Regions from separate parts of the Homo sapiens genome. Here region 1 is linked to region 2. A link is a loop called in an ENCODE intact Hi-C map of the cell type or tissue named here. Cell type or tissue: adrenal gland. All regions are shown on one strand. Links, peaks and the distances in the headings refer to the core of each region. The heading gives the core; the rest is flanking DNA.

Region 1 (7,976 bases), core at 2,826-5,325, 210 kb after region 2:
CTATAATCCCAGCACTTTGGGAGGCTGAGGCAGGAAGATCACAGGAACCCAGAAGTTGGAGACCAGCTGGGCAATATAGTGGGACTCTGTCTGTACAGAAAACAATTTAAAAACTAGCTGGGCATGGTGGTGCATGCCTGTGGTCCCAGCTACTTGGGATGCTGAGGTGGGAAGATCATTTGAACTCAAAAGGTCAAGCCTGCAGTGCAGCAGGATGGTACTACTGTACTCCAGCCTGGGCAACAGACTGACACAGACAGACAGACAGACAGAGAAAGAAGGAAGGGAAGGGAGAGAAAGAGAAAGAGAGAGAAAGAGAGAAAGAGAGATTAGATGGGAGCGCTTGTGGTAAAAGTTTCTTTGTCAGACCTTTAAAAGTGTCTGACTTTTAGTCTGCGTCTCCTGTGAGTTAATCTTTCCTAGATCTGGATAAGACAGATAAGGGAGGCCTCAGAGACAGACTGTTTGTGTCTGCTGTTTCTCACTAATGCAGATTTCCTCTACAGATACAAATCTCCACTACACAAGGACAGCTTTGCAGAGCTATTCCTGTGGTCTGCAGCCCCTCTGAATAGCCATATCAAGATACAACAAATAAATATATTTTGGGGTGGCATATTTTGGTTTCCTTCTGTTTCCTGGTTATGTTCTGTGAGTCCTGATTTTCAACAGCGATATAACCTAGAGGGTGGCAAGAGAAGATATTGTAGAGAAGGTGGCAAGGGCCAGATTTGAAGGCAGAATAAGTCATATGAGAGTTTGGGACTTTTCCCTAAAGGCTTTTAAAAAAAAAGCCTTTGAAACCAGGCACGATGGCTCACGCCTATAATCCTATCATTTTGGAGGGCCAAAGCAGGAAGGTCACTTGAGGCTAGGAGTTTGAGGTCAGCCTGGGCAACGTAAGGAGACCCTGTCTCCTCAAAAAAACTTGATCTCAGGAGTTTGAGCTGGAGTGAGCTGTGATTAACCAATGCACTCCAGCCTGGGCAACACAGTGAGACCCCATCTCAAAAAACAACAAAAAAGCCATTGAAGAGTTTGAGATAGGGAAATTTTGTGGCCGAAGTTGTGTTTTTTTAAAAATCCTTCTAGTTTCAGGCTAAATGATTATTTGAAGGGCAGTAGAGGCAGGACTCACCAAAAGGAGGACATGGTTTAGGCAAAATATGATGGTGGTTTGGTCCAGAGTAGTGACAGTGAAGATAAAAGAAAGAATTCTTTGTTTCCTTTTGCCTTTAAAAAACCTGCTTGTGGCAAAGGCTGAACAGAGCATTCCCCAAAGTTGGAAGTGTGTCCTGGGCAGCTGTCCTCACTTTGGCTTAAGTAAATTCTTCAAAATTATATTGTGTGCCTCAGCTTCGTCCTTTAGGTTGACAAAGATTTTGAGAGAAGCGATAAGCTTGATCATAGTTGGGGATGGACTTGTGGGAAGTCAAGGGCAGCCCCCACATTACTGATTTGAGCCACTTATTTAGTCAGCAGCACCATTTCTGGAGACTGGGAACTTTGTTGATCTTGGAAGAGACACAGGGCAGACAATATTGTCTCCATCTTATTGATATAGTGACTAATATTCAAGAAAACCAGGTAATTTGCTGAAGTCCACACATATTATTTCTGAGAGCCGCTGCCTTGTTTTCTACTTCAAATGACAATGCTTGAGCTGTTTGGTGTTAGTTCCCTTTGATTGCATTTGGAAACAAATGCACTCCCACAGGTGAAGTTAACTGTGTGATTTAAAGAAAGAGAGGAAGAAACTGGGTTCTGATCTAATTCTCAAAGTATGTATACATTCAGCAGTTTCAGCAAAATATCATTATGCTTCTTGGAATCACGGAAACATCCCATGAAATCTTTGATTTCAATACAATTGAAAAATCTCTGAACTTGCGCAAGTAACATTTTGTTTCTTACCCTGCCACAGGATTCTGAAACTTATCTTTTAGAGCAGCGTTTCTCAAGCCTTAATGTGCAAGGTTGGGCCCAGTGGCGCTCACCTGTAATTCCAGCACTTTGGGAGGCTGAGGCGGTGGATCACCTGAGGTCAGGAGTTCCAGACCAGCCTGGCCAACATGGCGAAACCCCGTCTTTACTAAAAATACAAAAATTAGCCAGGCGTGGTGGCGGATGCCTGTAATCCCAGCTATTTGGGAGGCTGAGGCAGGAGAATCGTTTGAATCTGGGAGGCAGAGGTTGCAGTGAACCGAAATCAAGATCACGCCACTGCACTCCGGCCTGGGGAATAGAGTGAGACTCCGTCTCCAAAACAACAACAACAACAACAACAAAACAACAAAACAAAACAAAACAAAACCAAACCTTAATTTGAGTCACTTGGAGATCTTGTCAAAATGCCAATTCTGCTTCAATAGGTCTGGGGTGGGGCCCAAGTTTCTGCATTTTTAACAAGCTCCCAGGGGATGCCCATGATGCTGACTGACTTTTAAGAAATCAGAGTTTTCGATGTACTCACTACTTCTCCAAGTACACATGGGCACTGAGACAGGACCCAAAGGAATTTCAGAAATGTAATTATATTGGGGATAAACAAAACTAGATCTTGCAAAATGATGAGGCAGACAAATGTTCTCAGGCCTATTTTTCTACTTTCCAAATTCCTTTCCTGGCTCAGCACCTTGCTCGGGCCTTAGCCCATCTTTCTGCAGCTAGTTAACGAATCCTTGCCTACGGGTAGACAGAAAGGTGGTTTTTCCTGTTACATCTTCCCCATCCCTCCCTGGGAAGCTTCAATTTCAGATGTACTTTCAAATTTCAAGACCCAAAGAAATAAATGTTTAATGTGGAATGACAGACAATACTTTGATATTTGTGGGGAAGGGTCCTCGCTCAGCACTCCTCCAGTATCAGTTCTAGACAGATCTTGGAGAAGAGAAGAAACTCAGCTTGTTCAAGTGGCTCATCCTATAGGAAATACTTTCTCCGGCTTATTTCTCTGTGCCTCCTTAAAATCAATCTATGATATGCCAAATATTAACAAGGAAAAAATTATCTCCGAAGAAGACACTGACAATTTTGCCTGTGCCCTCCTCAGTCAGAGGCAATGTGGGGTGTAGGGAGCATCGTAGAACTGTCAGCGAGTTAAGGGATAAACATGTTGAGATAGATTGGATTAAACAGCATTGTTCCAATTAATCATGCTGAATTTAGGGCCAGGAGACATTAGATTCTGCTCTTGATTTTGACATTTACATTCTCTGTGACCTTGAGCAGGCCATTTCACGTGTTTGGTTGCAGTTTTTTCATATGTAAAGGGCTACAACAGGACAAAATGAGTCCTAAGTTTCCTCCTGATTCTACAATCTTTGTTTCTGAAGTTATTTCAGTGCAGGCTTGAGTGCAGCGGCTCGATCCCTGCTTACTGCAACCACCTCCGGGTTCAAGCAATTCTCCTGCCTCAGCCTCCCAAGTAGCTGGGATTACAGGCGCGTGTCACCACGTCCGGCTAATTTTTTTGTATTTTTAGTAGAGATGAGGCTTCACTGTGTTAGCCAGGATGGTCTGTATCTCCTGACCTTGTGATCTGCCTGCCTTGGCCTCCCCAAGTGCTGGGATTACAGGTGTGAGCCACTGCGCCCGGCTCTGAAGTTGTTTCAAAAAAAAAAAAAAAAAAAAGAATTTTTAAGCTGCAGGTTTTCACAGTGGCTGGTCATCAAAATCTCTTTGGAGAGCTTTCAAAAATATGGATCTCTTTCTACTCTGTTCTGATTATTTGTGGATGCAGCCTTGGAAACTATTTTCATGAAGTTCTCCAGGTAATTTCTGTCCATTAGACAAATTTGGGAATCATTAATCCAAGCCACAAGGGGGCGCCCAGAAGATGCTGCTTTTCTTCTCAGTGATTTTTAAAATCCTTTTGAAAATTAAAATAGAAATAAAATTGATTTCCTATTTCCACATCTAATTTTGTTTTATCTCATTTGAAAGAAATGTCTGATTGAAAGCATCTCTTTGGTATTTTAGGTTTAATTATTTGCTGGGTGAGCTAAAGTTATATTAATATAATGTGTACATAATCGCCAGCATTATAGACATAAAATGACGTATTAAATGAATGTAATCTTCAGTATTTAAGCTAAAGTTGGAGGTTTGGAGCATGGCAAGCTATATCCTGATGTGAATGAAACTTAAATGTTCCAAATTTTCCAAGACAATTCCTTGACCCATGGCCCCACATGTCCCTTGATCTTTTTGGAGGAGCTTCTAGAAAGAGTAGGTTATACTTTTCGTCCCCAAAAATGACTCTATCATTTTTTTCCTCAAAACATGCATATTTATTTATTTGTTTATTTTGGGAGACAGAGGCTGAAGTAGAGGGGCATGATCTCCGCTCACTGCATCCTCCATCTTCTGGGTTCAAGTGATTCTCATGCCTCAGTCTCCAGAGTAGCTGGGATTACAGGTGCATGCCACCACGCCCAACTAATTTTTGTTCTTTTAGTAGGCACTGGGTTTCACCATGTTGGCCAGGCTGGTCTCAAACTCCTGACCTCAAGCTATCCGCCTGCCTCAGCCTCTCAAAGTGCTGTGATTACAGGCGTAAGCCACTGCGCCTGGCCAAAACACGTTTTTTAATTAAAAAAATTTTTTTTCTGTAAACATGTTTTGTTTAAATCATCTGTAAAATGAAGTTAATAAAAGAACAAACCTGTTAGGATTGTTTTGAGGATTAAATGGATTAATAGACCTAAAGTGTTAGGAACTGTGCCTAGCATATAATTAGCATTCAATAGATATAAACTATTCATATTTTTCTTACGTTGTATTTATTATTCTCTGTCTTGACAGGGTCTCCACCACTCAGTTACCCAGTCCCAAAACTCAGATTCCACTCTTTTTACCCCATCCCTCAGAGACCACATGCAATGGGCAAAACTTATTTCTCTCTTGAATGTACTCTCTCCTCTCCATTCCCACAGACATACCCTTCATTTGATTTCTCATTAGTTTAGTTCCAGGCCTCTGATATATATTCCTGAAGATCTCCCTACTCCCATAAGAGTGACTGTTCTAAAACACAAATCTGATCATGTTCTCCCGCTAATGAAATCACTTCAATGGCTGTATGCGATTTACTCTCAAAGGGTTCAAAAATTACATATATATATATGGAAAGAAAGAGAGGGGGAATGAAAAATGGGGCAAAATGTTAACAGTAGATAAATGGTACACAGGTATGTTGTATAATCTTTTTTATTGTGGCAACTTTTCTGTACGCTTATATTTATTTTCAAAACAAAGTTAAACAAACAAACAAAATGCTTCACTGGCTTTCCTCAGAATAATATCCAAAGCCCTTACCTACTTCTCTAGATTTATCTACTCTCTTTCCCCCTTGATGTTTAAGCTTCAGCCATAATACATGATTTTACTTCATTACCTGTGAGCTTGCTCTTTTCCAAATTGAAATGCTGTGGTCTTTCCAAGTTGTCTACCTGGAAAAGTCCTGTTTATACTTCAATACCCACAGCATAATCCCTTCTCTATGATACCTGTGTTATTGGACTGAATTAATCATCTGCCTCCCTACCCGGGTTCACTGTGTTCCTCATTTTGACTCTTCTCCCCTTTTATCACATTGTGTAATTCATCTATTTCTTCTTCTAATCTCAGAGTTCTCCAGAACAGAGGCCCCATGTCTTATTCACTGTTGCATCCCCAAAGGCTGAAATCCTGATTTCTGCCCGCTCGTGTTTGCAAGTTCATTTTTAGTTGCCAGCTGTGCTGGTTTCTCACCTTCTGCCATTTGAAGTGGCCACAATGGCACTCAGCTCGCGGCTGCTTCCTGTTGTTCCCAGCTGAGCCTTGGCTCCTAGCTACTCTCCCTATTTTTTTTATTTTTATTTGTTTCCCCATGTGAAGGAAGTGAGCCCGTATAGACGCAGAGCTGAAATCTAGTGATCATCATTCTTTGTTGTAAAGCTCACCCCCACCCTTGCCGCTCCAGTGACCTCCTTCCCTTTATTCTAATTCTGTGTTTTAGAGCCAGTTGCTTTACATCTAGGAAGTCTCAGTTTTCTCCTCTAGGAGAGTATGCTTGAGTCCAACATTCCTTGTTAGAGAGGATTTTTTTTTTTTGCTTATCCCTCTTGTTCAGACAGTGCATACAGTTCATTTGATCTAATTCTTCGTGCTAATTTGTCAAAGTTCATCAAACATTAACAGAAACTAACTAGTTATTTCCTTAGAGTTATGTAAGTCAAAGACCAGCGTGCTGCACTCTTGGCGAATGTGTGCCTTTTTGGATTATGTTTTCATTCTACAGATATTTTAGGAAAACGTAAGCTTAGCCCATTTCTAGCAATAAATGGCTTTTCTAAAAGTTCCAAGTTTTCATTGCTATCTTTCAAAAATATTTGTTTTGTGACTAAGAAATAAAGGGAGCCTCTAGAGAAGAAAAATATCAATATTGGTTATAAAACACATTCACTCTGAAATACCAATACCACTTCACTTGTGTGTGAACATAAGAAGTATGACTCTGAAATGAATGCTTCATGACAGCAAGGATCATGTCTTTCTTTCTTGTTCAACACCCTATGTCCAGTGCCTTGAACAGTTCCTGACCCATGGTAAGCGCTCAACAAATATTTGGTGGGTGCCTTAGTGAAGGAAGTCAGCGAACCTATTTGGGAGGATGTCATAGTTCAAGGAGCTTAAATATATTGAAGCAAGTGGAAAACAGGATCCTGAATAGCTTCTTTGGGCCCTGAAATTTGTCTTAAGAATACCACATGATGTTTCTGCTGTAGCTATAATGAAGATGTTCAGCCACGCCTGGTCAAGGTCATCTCATGGTGGGTCGTCTCTAAATGTTTCTGGAATGGAAAGTTGTAACAATATTTTTTGGTCACTTTGTGTTCCCACTGTTGTACGTTGCAGTATTTTGAGCCAGAGGTTTTCTGGAGTAGTTTTACTGTAATACGGGGCTGAGTTACTGACAGCCATCCCCTTTCTTACCTGCTTTTTACCAACACAGTACAGTTTCCTATACCTATCAGTGATAGGGAAATGATACAGCTGACATTAGTACACATGAGTAACCCAAAGTTGTTTTGTGTTAATCTTCCAGGTCATATGCTCTAACTTTACTCATGTTTTAAATGATTTGCTGTTATTTTCTTAAAGACCCATTTTATTTTCTCTTTGAGTTCATGTTCTTTTTCTTGGCAGCCATGTCTAGATATTCTTTTTTTTTTTTTTTTTTTTGAGGCAGGGTCTCACTCTGTCGCCCAGGATGGAGTGCAGTGGTGCAATCTTGGCTCATTGCAACCTCCACTTCCCGGGTTCAAGTAATTCTCTCTGCCTCAGCCTCCCGAGTAGCTGGGATTACAGGCACCTGCCACCAAGCTGAGCTAATTTTTGTATTTTTAGTAGGGATGGGGTTTCACCATGTTGGGCAGGCTAGTCTCAAACTCCTGGCCTCAAGTGATCTGCACACCTTGGCCTCCCAAAGTGCTGGGATTACAGGCATGAGCCACTGTGCCTGGATATATATATATATATATATATATATATATATATATATATTTTTTTTTTTTTTTGAGATGGAGTCTTGCTGTGTCTCCCAGGCTAGAGTGCAGTGTCACGATCTGCAACCTCTACCTCCCAGGTTCAAGCAATTCTCTGCCTCAGCCTCCTGAGTAGCTGGGATTACAGGCACCCGCCACCACACCCAGCAAATTTTTGTATTTTTACTAGAGACGGGGTTTCACCATGTTGGCCAGGCTGCTCTTGAATTCCTGACCTCATGATCCACCCACCTTGGCCTCCCAAAGTGCTGAGATTTCAGGCGTGAGCCACCATGCCTGGCTGATATTCTTGATCTATTGTTTTCTTCAGATTTTCTGAAAACTTTACTCCTTTGCTGCACTTCAAGTCTGCAAAATTGACAAATGAAAGTGTCGGGGCAGTTGGGGAGAAAGAGGCCTTCAGATATACTCTATAAATCATCAAAA
Region 2 (7,976 bases), core at 3,551-6,050:
GCGGGTGGATGGTTGGTTGGTTGGCTGGTTGGTTGGGCAGGTGGGTGAGTGGTTGGTTGGCTGGTTGGGTGGGCAAGTGATTGGCTGGTTGGTTGATCAGTTGGTTGGCTGGGTGGGTGGGTGGTTTGCCTTGTGTACTCAGGTATCTGGTCAAATACGCATCTTCAGAGAGGCTTCCCTTGCCTGTCTGGTTAAGTGGTGTTATCCTCAGTTGCTTCCATCACATAGTCCTCTTCTGTTTTCCTCACTGTACTTATGAACATCTGAATTTATTTTGTTTACTTATTTTTTTAAAACAATTCACTCTGAAGGCAGGGACCATGTCTGTTGGTTTACTGCTCTCTTCCCAATGTCCAGACAGTGCCTGGCCTATGGGCCTCACTAAATATTTGTGCTTAAGTGTACTTTTTTGGTAATAAGTGTGCTTACATAAGAAGGCAGGTATACTGAAGGATGTATTACAGGGACTGGCTGTCGCCAAGAGAGGACAGCAGCTCTACAAGTTACAGACACCTTCCTTCTTAGGGATGCCTAGAAGGAAGTATCACTTCAGATAAAAATGTTACCAGAAAGGAGCCCCCATCCAGGCCCCAAAAGAGGGTTCTTGGACCTCAGTCAAGAACTTGGGGCGAGTTCATAGAGTGAAGTGTAAGCAACTTTATTAAGAAAGTAAAGGAAGAAAAGAATGGCTACTCCATAGGCAGAGCAGAGGCATGGGCTACTCAACAGAGTATACTTATAGTTCTTTCTTGATTATATGCTAAACAAGGGGTGGATTATTCATGAGTTTGCCGGGAAAGGGCAGTCAATTCCCAGAACTAAGGGTTCCTCCACCTTTTAGACCATATAGGGTAACTTTCTGACATTGCCATGGCATTTGTAAACTGTCATGGTGCTGGTGGGACTGTCTTTTAGCATGCTAATGCATTATAATTAGTGTATAGTGGGCAGTGAGGATGACCAGAAGTCACTTTTGTTGCCATCTTGGTTTTAGTGGGTTTTGGCCGGCTTCTTTACTGCATCCTGTTTTATCAGCAGGGTCTTTGTGACCTGTATCTTGTGATACCAGTCCTGCTGACTTCCTATCCCATCCTGGACTAAGAATGTCTGACCTCCTGGGAATTCAGCCCAGTCAGTCTCAGCCTTATTTTATCCAGCCCCTATTCAAGAGGGAGTCACTCAGGTTTGAACACCTCTGAAAAAGCAGGTGAATAGCTGGGTATGGAAAAGTTCTCTCATGAAGAGAAGAGCTGTGAACCTCAAAACAAGGAAGAGAGCCCTTCATAGCACCCATAAAGAGACAGCAACTACTTGACAGAGAAAACAGACCCAGGGGAGACCATGTGGAAGACATCAAGTATAGGTTCAAAGAAGGAACAAAAAGGTATTGCAAATTGGATTTGACATTGTTAACAGCCACCTACCAGGGGGATTTGCTGTGGGAAGGGTCTGCCCCGCCCCTGCAGGAAAGGGTTTGTTTGTCTGCTTTTTATTACTTGACTTTTTTTTTTTTTTTTTTTTGAGACGGAGTCTCGCTGTGTTGCCCAGCCTGGAGTGCAGTGGCGCGATCTCAGCTCACTGCAAGTTCTGCCTCCCAAGTTCATGCCATTCTCCTGCCTCAGCCTCCCAAAGAGCTGGGATTACAGGCGTGAGCCACCACGCCCGGCCTTATCACTTGACTTTTAATCAGCTTTATTATTATTGCTAAATTTTCTACAGACAGGCAGCTTCTATTGCCTATATCTAGGGTTCACCCTTCTTCCCCATTCCCCATTTTCTTAGACCACTCAATTGGAAACAAAATATTCCCTGGCATGTTTTTATCAACAGATTCACTCTCACCCGGACCTTACTCATGATTCTTGATATGTCCATAAAGCACCTGGGTATTGGATTTTCCCACTGTAAGAGTGCCATTACTGAGACCGTGACTTGGTTCTTACAAAATTACTCTGAAAAGGCAACAATATAGGGGATATCTGGTAAACAGAACCCTTTGAGAAGCAAGTCCTTCCTAGACTGTGTTACTCACTTTATTGACTTTTTGGGGAATGGTTTGATGATATTATTTAATGATGACGCTTGCTTTCACCCCCAAAGTCATCTACAAACTTGATTCATTTTCAGACACTGCAATAGTGGCACAGATGAAAATATTTAAAGGGGTAAGAGAATCTTCTTTCAACTTGATCCTGCTTCCTAGATATGGTAATTGATTCACCTGTTTTGGGCCACTCACACCTGGGTTTTGTTCCTTCTTTTATGGAAGCTGTGTCCAGAAAGCACAGCTTGATCCAGGGTCAATTCCACTCGATGGTTTCTGCATATTGGCTCCTCTGTTGGTCTTCCTAGCCTCAGGACCTTTGCACTTCCTCTTCCTTCCTTTTGCCTGAGACAGGCTCTTCCCAAATCTTTAAATGACGGCTCCTTCTCATCATCCAGGGATTGGCTCAAATGTTATCTCCTAAACAGATTATCTCACTGGAAAGTAAATTCCCTGAGAGCAGAGACCTTGCCTATTCATCCGCTCTATCATCCTGCTCCTAGAACAATGCCTGACCCATAGTAGCTGCTCAATAAATATTAATTTATTCATCGACTGGCATATGAGTTCAGGTTTCTTGCTTGTCTGTTTAGATTTGCAATTCTGTTTTGTCAAGATCTCTAATATCTATATACTTTATCAATAATCTATTTAGCTTCAAGTTAAGAGCATTGACTTTGGTGTCTACCAGACCTACATTTTATATTTATTTATTTATTTATTTTTAGATGGAATCTCACTGTGTCACCTAGGCTGGAGTGCAGTGGCGCGATCTCAGCTCACCGCAACCTCCGCCTCCCAGGTTCAGGTGATTCTCCTGCCTCAGCCTCCTGAGTAGCTGGGATTACAGTCACACACCACCATGCCCAGCTAATTTTTGTATTTTTAGTAGAGACGAGATTTCACCATATTGGCCAGGATGGTCTCGATCTCCTAACCTTGTGATCTGCCCACCTCAGCCTTCCAAAGTGCTGGGATTACAGGTGTAGGCCACTGTGCATGGCCCAGACCTACATTTTAATATTGGCTTCAGCCAGGTATGGTGGCATGACTATAGTCCCAGCTATTTGGGAGGCTGAGGAGGGAGGATTGCTTGATCCTAAGAGTTCAAGACCAGCCTGGGCAACATAGTGAAACCTTGTCTTTGACATTTTTAGCTATATAACCTTGGGCAAGCCGGGCGCGGTGGCTCACACCTGAAATCCCAGCACTTTGGGAGACCGAGGCGGGTGGATCACGAGTCAGAAGATCGAGATGATCCTGGTTAACACGGTAAAACCCCATCTCTACTAAAAAAATACAAAAAACTTAGCCAGGCGTGGTGGTGGGCGCCTGTCCAGCTACTCGGGAGGCTGAGGTAGGATAATGGTGTGAACCGGGGAGGCAGAGCTTAGAGTGAGCCGAGATCGTGCCACTGCACTCCAGCCTGGGTGACAGAGTGAGACTCCATCTCAAAATAAAATAAAATAAATAACCTTGGGCAAATTATTTAACCCCTCTGTGCCTCCATTTCCTCATTCTAAATTTTTACAAATAACAATACTTTCTCCATAAACTGATTTAAGAATTAAATAAAATATAATATGTAAAAAGCTTAGTGCAAGGTTTGGCACATGATAAGATCTCAAGCAATACAACTGATTGATATTATAGATAAATGTCATTATTATTATTTGTGCCACTTTTTTCAAGTGCACTTTGCCCTAGGAACAGTGTGACTTAATGAACTTACCAGCTGATGACTCTGTTCCATCAAGGGCACGTTCTATACAGTTCAACTCCCACGTGTTTATTAAGCAGCCACTATGAGTAAATCTTAAAGCATGGGTGGGGTTTTGAGAGGCTAGAGATGGACATGTAAGGGCATCTCACATTGAAAGGAACTGCACAAAGGAAGACAGAGGTAGAAAGTTCCAAGAACAGCAAATAGTTCAACACAGCTAGACCACGCATAATATTCAGCCACTTACTCATTTTTAAAACAATTTCCAACCAGCTATGATTAACAGGCACTGTGCTAAATGCTGGGATAAGCAGGAACAGAATGTGGTGCCTGCCCTTAAAAGCTTGGTTTAGAGGAGAGACATAGTTGTCAACACTGTGTGGCCTGCCGCTGTTGCATGAGCTATGCCACATGAACACAAAAGCAAGCAAGCAGCATTTTTCATGCAGGGAGGAAGAGAGAGAGAGCTGAGAATGAGGGCTGGACCCATTGCAGAGGCCTTAAAGACTAGGCTGAGATGACTGTTTAATGAAGAACCAGTAAAAACGTTTTGAATAGGGGAATGATATGAACACTTGAACTGGAAAAAGCAAATAGAACAGTATTTATTTTAGAACACACCCATATTCACCCATGCTGAGAGCCTGGACTATTATAAAGAAAACAAGGCCGGGTGCGGTGGCTCACGCCTATAATCCCAGCACTTTGGGAGGCCAAGCTGGGTGGATCATTTGAGGTCAGGAGTTCGAGACCAGCCTGGCCAACATGGTGAAACCCCGTCTCTACTAAAAATACAAAAATTTGCTGGGAGGCTGAGACAGGCGAATCGCTTGAACCCGGGAGGTGTAGGTTGCTGTGAGCCGAGATCACACCACTGCATTCCAGCCTGGTGACAGAGCGATGCCCTGTCTCAAAAAAAAAAAAAAAGAAAAAAAAAAACCAGCAATATCCTTTAATTAAATCAAGTCAGGATCTCTAAAGTTGACCACCATAGAAGTCTCTTTGCATGAGAAGGGACAACAGGACTCGGAAACCTAGACTCTTGCTCCTTTCTCTGGATGCAGCTGCTTTTCTATGGCTGCTGTGATCACGTGGCCTCCAGAGGGCGCTGTCCCCTGCAGCTCTTCAGATCAAGCTGTGGTTTTTAACCCTGAGCAGCATCGGAATCCCCTGGACGGCTTTCATCATTCGGTCTCACACCAGAGTTCCTGATCAGTAGATGTGGGTGACACACAGGAACCTGCATTACTCCCGAGTCCCCAGGGAGATGCTGCTGCTGCTGCTGCTGGCCCTGAGACCACACTGTAAGAACCCTGCTCCCAAGGATCTAAGGCCCTTCTTTATGTCTTCAGGAGCAGGGCCAGAACTTTAAAAGGAAACCTTACTAAAAATAATGAGGATATATATATATCCTCATTATTTTTATATATTATAAAATATATAATATATATTCTCATTATTTTTATATATTATAAAATATATAATATATATGTGTGTATGTATATATACATAGACCCATATATTGATTGGGTCTAGCTCTGTTGTGTGTGTGTTTTTTTCCAAGTGTTTTTTTCCAAATGTGTATGTGTGTGTGTGTATATATATATACACACACACACATACACATTTGGAAAAAAACACACACACAACAGAGCTAGACCCAATCATATAATATTGCTTATTCTTTGTGCCTCTGAGCTCTGAGAATCACCTGAGCTCTGGTTTTCTGATTGAGAATTGGCCCCTCTTCCCCAGCTCCCTGCTTTAGGGCAGATGAATACCCCTCATGAATAACATAAGAGGTTTTATCCACTGGCCTTCACAGGAACAAAGCCAGTGAGAGCGTTACACAGAATACAACACAAGAACTGTGTAACCTGAATGAGGAACATACATATAAAATAGCAGAAAGCTTTTATTTCCTTAACAGTTGATATAGTTTGGATGCTGGCCCCACCCTAATCTCACATTGAAGTGTAATCTCCAGTGTTGGAGGTGGGACCTGGTGGGAGGTGATCGGATCACGGGGGTGGATTTCTCAGGAATAGTTTAGCAACATCCTCTTGGTCCCATCCTCATCATAGTGATTTCTCGCAAGATCTGGCTGTTTAAAAGTGAGGCACCTGTCTCTCTCTCTCTCTCTCTTGCTCCTGTTCTCACCAGGCAATGTGCCTGCTCCCACTTTGCCTTCCACCATGATTAGAAGCTTCTAGAGGCCTCCCCAGAAGCAGATGCCACTATGCTTCCTGTACAGCCTGCAGACCATGAGTCAATTATACCTCTTTTCTTATAAATTATCCAGTTTCTTTATAGCAGTGCAAGAATGGCCAAATACAACAGTGTTTCATTTATTTTGTAGCACCCACCAATTCCTAGGGCAGAGTTTGTACCTGATGAGTGCCTAATAAATGTCTAAAGTGAATTGAATTATAAGACGCAACATTTCTTCATGCATAGAAACACAACCTACTTTATTGATGTTACTCGTTTGTTCTCATCTACCTATATTTATCTGATGAACTTTGAATCGTTTATTACTTTTAACATTGCTACAGCTTCCCAGATAGCACAGCTTAATAAATACCCATTCATTCTTTCTTTCTTTTTTTTTTTTTTTTTTTTTTGAGATGGAGTTTCACTCTTGTACCCCAGGCTGGGGTGCAATGGCACAGTCTCGGCTCACTGCAACCTCCACCTCTCGGGTTCAAGTGATTCTCTTGCCTCAGCCTACCAAGTGCTGGGATTCCAGGCATGCGCCACTACACCCGGCTAATTTTTGTATTTTTAGTAGAGACGGGGTTTCACCATGTTGGCCAGGCGGTCTCGAACTCCTGACCTCAGGTGATCTGCCCGCCTTGGCCTCTCAAAGTTTGCAAACAGCTACTCAATTTTTATTTTTTTCTAATTTATTTGTTTTTGTTTCTCTCACCTGGTCTAGGAACAAGGAAATATTTTCAATGGTTTTATTCCTGGATGAGAATCCCAAGGCCACATTCTATTAGACTCAGCTTCTGAATGGTCTTTTAAACACAAACATGGCTGCATGAAGTTCATGTCACAAATTTGATGTCATGAAAGAGAAATTTAGTTCATTAGTCACCTGGGGTGGATAAGACGGGTAGACACTGCATATATAAAGGAATAATCCATGAGTGATTGAGGCTAAAAGTAATCCTCTTCAGAACTAGGTCAAGCAGTTTATATAGGGTTTGGATGGTGAGTCAGCCTGGAGAGGCTTGGACTTCTAGGATGAGGAACTTGTGAGGGGTGTGTGTGTGTGTGTGTGTGTGTGTGTAGCTTGGTTAAAATAGTGATTCATCTTTCTGGAAGAGCCTCTGTCTCTCGCTCTCTTTGTCTTTTTCTCTTTTTTCTCTCATGCTCTCTTCTTCTCATTCTCACACATTTGCTCTTGTTCTCACGCTTTCTAGAACAACTCTTTCTCTCTCTCAGGCCTGCTTTGACTCCTGTTTCTTTCTGGCACCCCTTTTTAAGAACTAGTGCGAGGCTTTTGCCTGAGACATGACAGAGCAGGTGTGTTAGTCTATTCTGACACTGCTATAAAGAAATACCTGAAACTGGATAATTTATAAAGAGAAGAGGTTTAATTGACTCATGGTTCTACATGCTGTGCAGGAAGCATAGCTGGGGAGGCCTCAGGAAACTTATAATCATGGCAGAAGGTGAAGGGGAAGCAGGCACATCTTTACATGGCTACAGCAGGAGGAAGAGAGAGAGTGGGGAGGTGCCACACACGTTTAAACAACAGATATCATGATAACTCATTCATTATCACGAGAACAGCACCAAATGGGAAACCCACCCCCATCATCCAATCACTTCCCACCAGGCTTCACCTCCCATATTGGGGATTATAATTGGACATGAAATTTGGATGGGGACACAGACCCAAACCATATCAGCAGGGGAGGGAAAAGAAGTGGTGAGCCCAAGGCCACCCCTGGTGGGACTTGATCTGAGTCCCCATTGTTACTCCTCCACCCATTCCACCTGCTGTCCTGTCCTGCCCTATTTGGACTCCAAACAGGTTCACAGAGAAGCTTTCACGGGCATCTAGACACTACTGTCATCTCCTGTCATCCACCCTCATATCTTCCTATGCATGCTTTAGTCTATGTTTTGAGGATCCCTGGGCCTTTGGAAATATGAGGGAGCTTTGCTGGTCCTCTATCTGCATGGGGAAGACAACAA

What was found. Peaks named below come from ENCODE experiments on the same cell type or tissue, not always from the same donor. Only the 100,000 strongest peaks of a DNase experiment are listed, where the experiment ranks them.
Region 1: it touches region 2 in a loop (5-fold over the local background); 14 of 110 quality-filtered maps call a loop at or near these places.

Annotation. Positions count from the first base shown.
Region 1 is chr9:71,815,177-71,823,152 of GRCh38, reverse strand. No RefSeq gene overlaps it. Among named protein-coding and RNA genes, the nearest start is that of CEMIP2, 51 kb to the right of the region's middle. In adrenal gland, for the core only: a CTCF peak has its summit at 3,807 (motif pointing right); no DNase peak of the experiment used is centred there.
Region 2 is chr9:72,022,069-72,030,044 of GRCh38, reverse strand. No RefSeq gene overlaps it. Among named protein-coding and RNA genes, the nearest start is that of C9orf57, 35 kb to the left of the region's middle. RefSeq lists an enhancer at 4,718-5,012. In adrenal gland, for the core only: a CTCF peak has its summit at 4,885 (motif pointing right); a DNase peak (open chromatin) is centred at 4,964.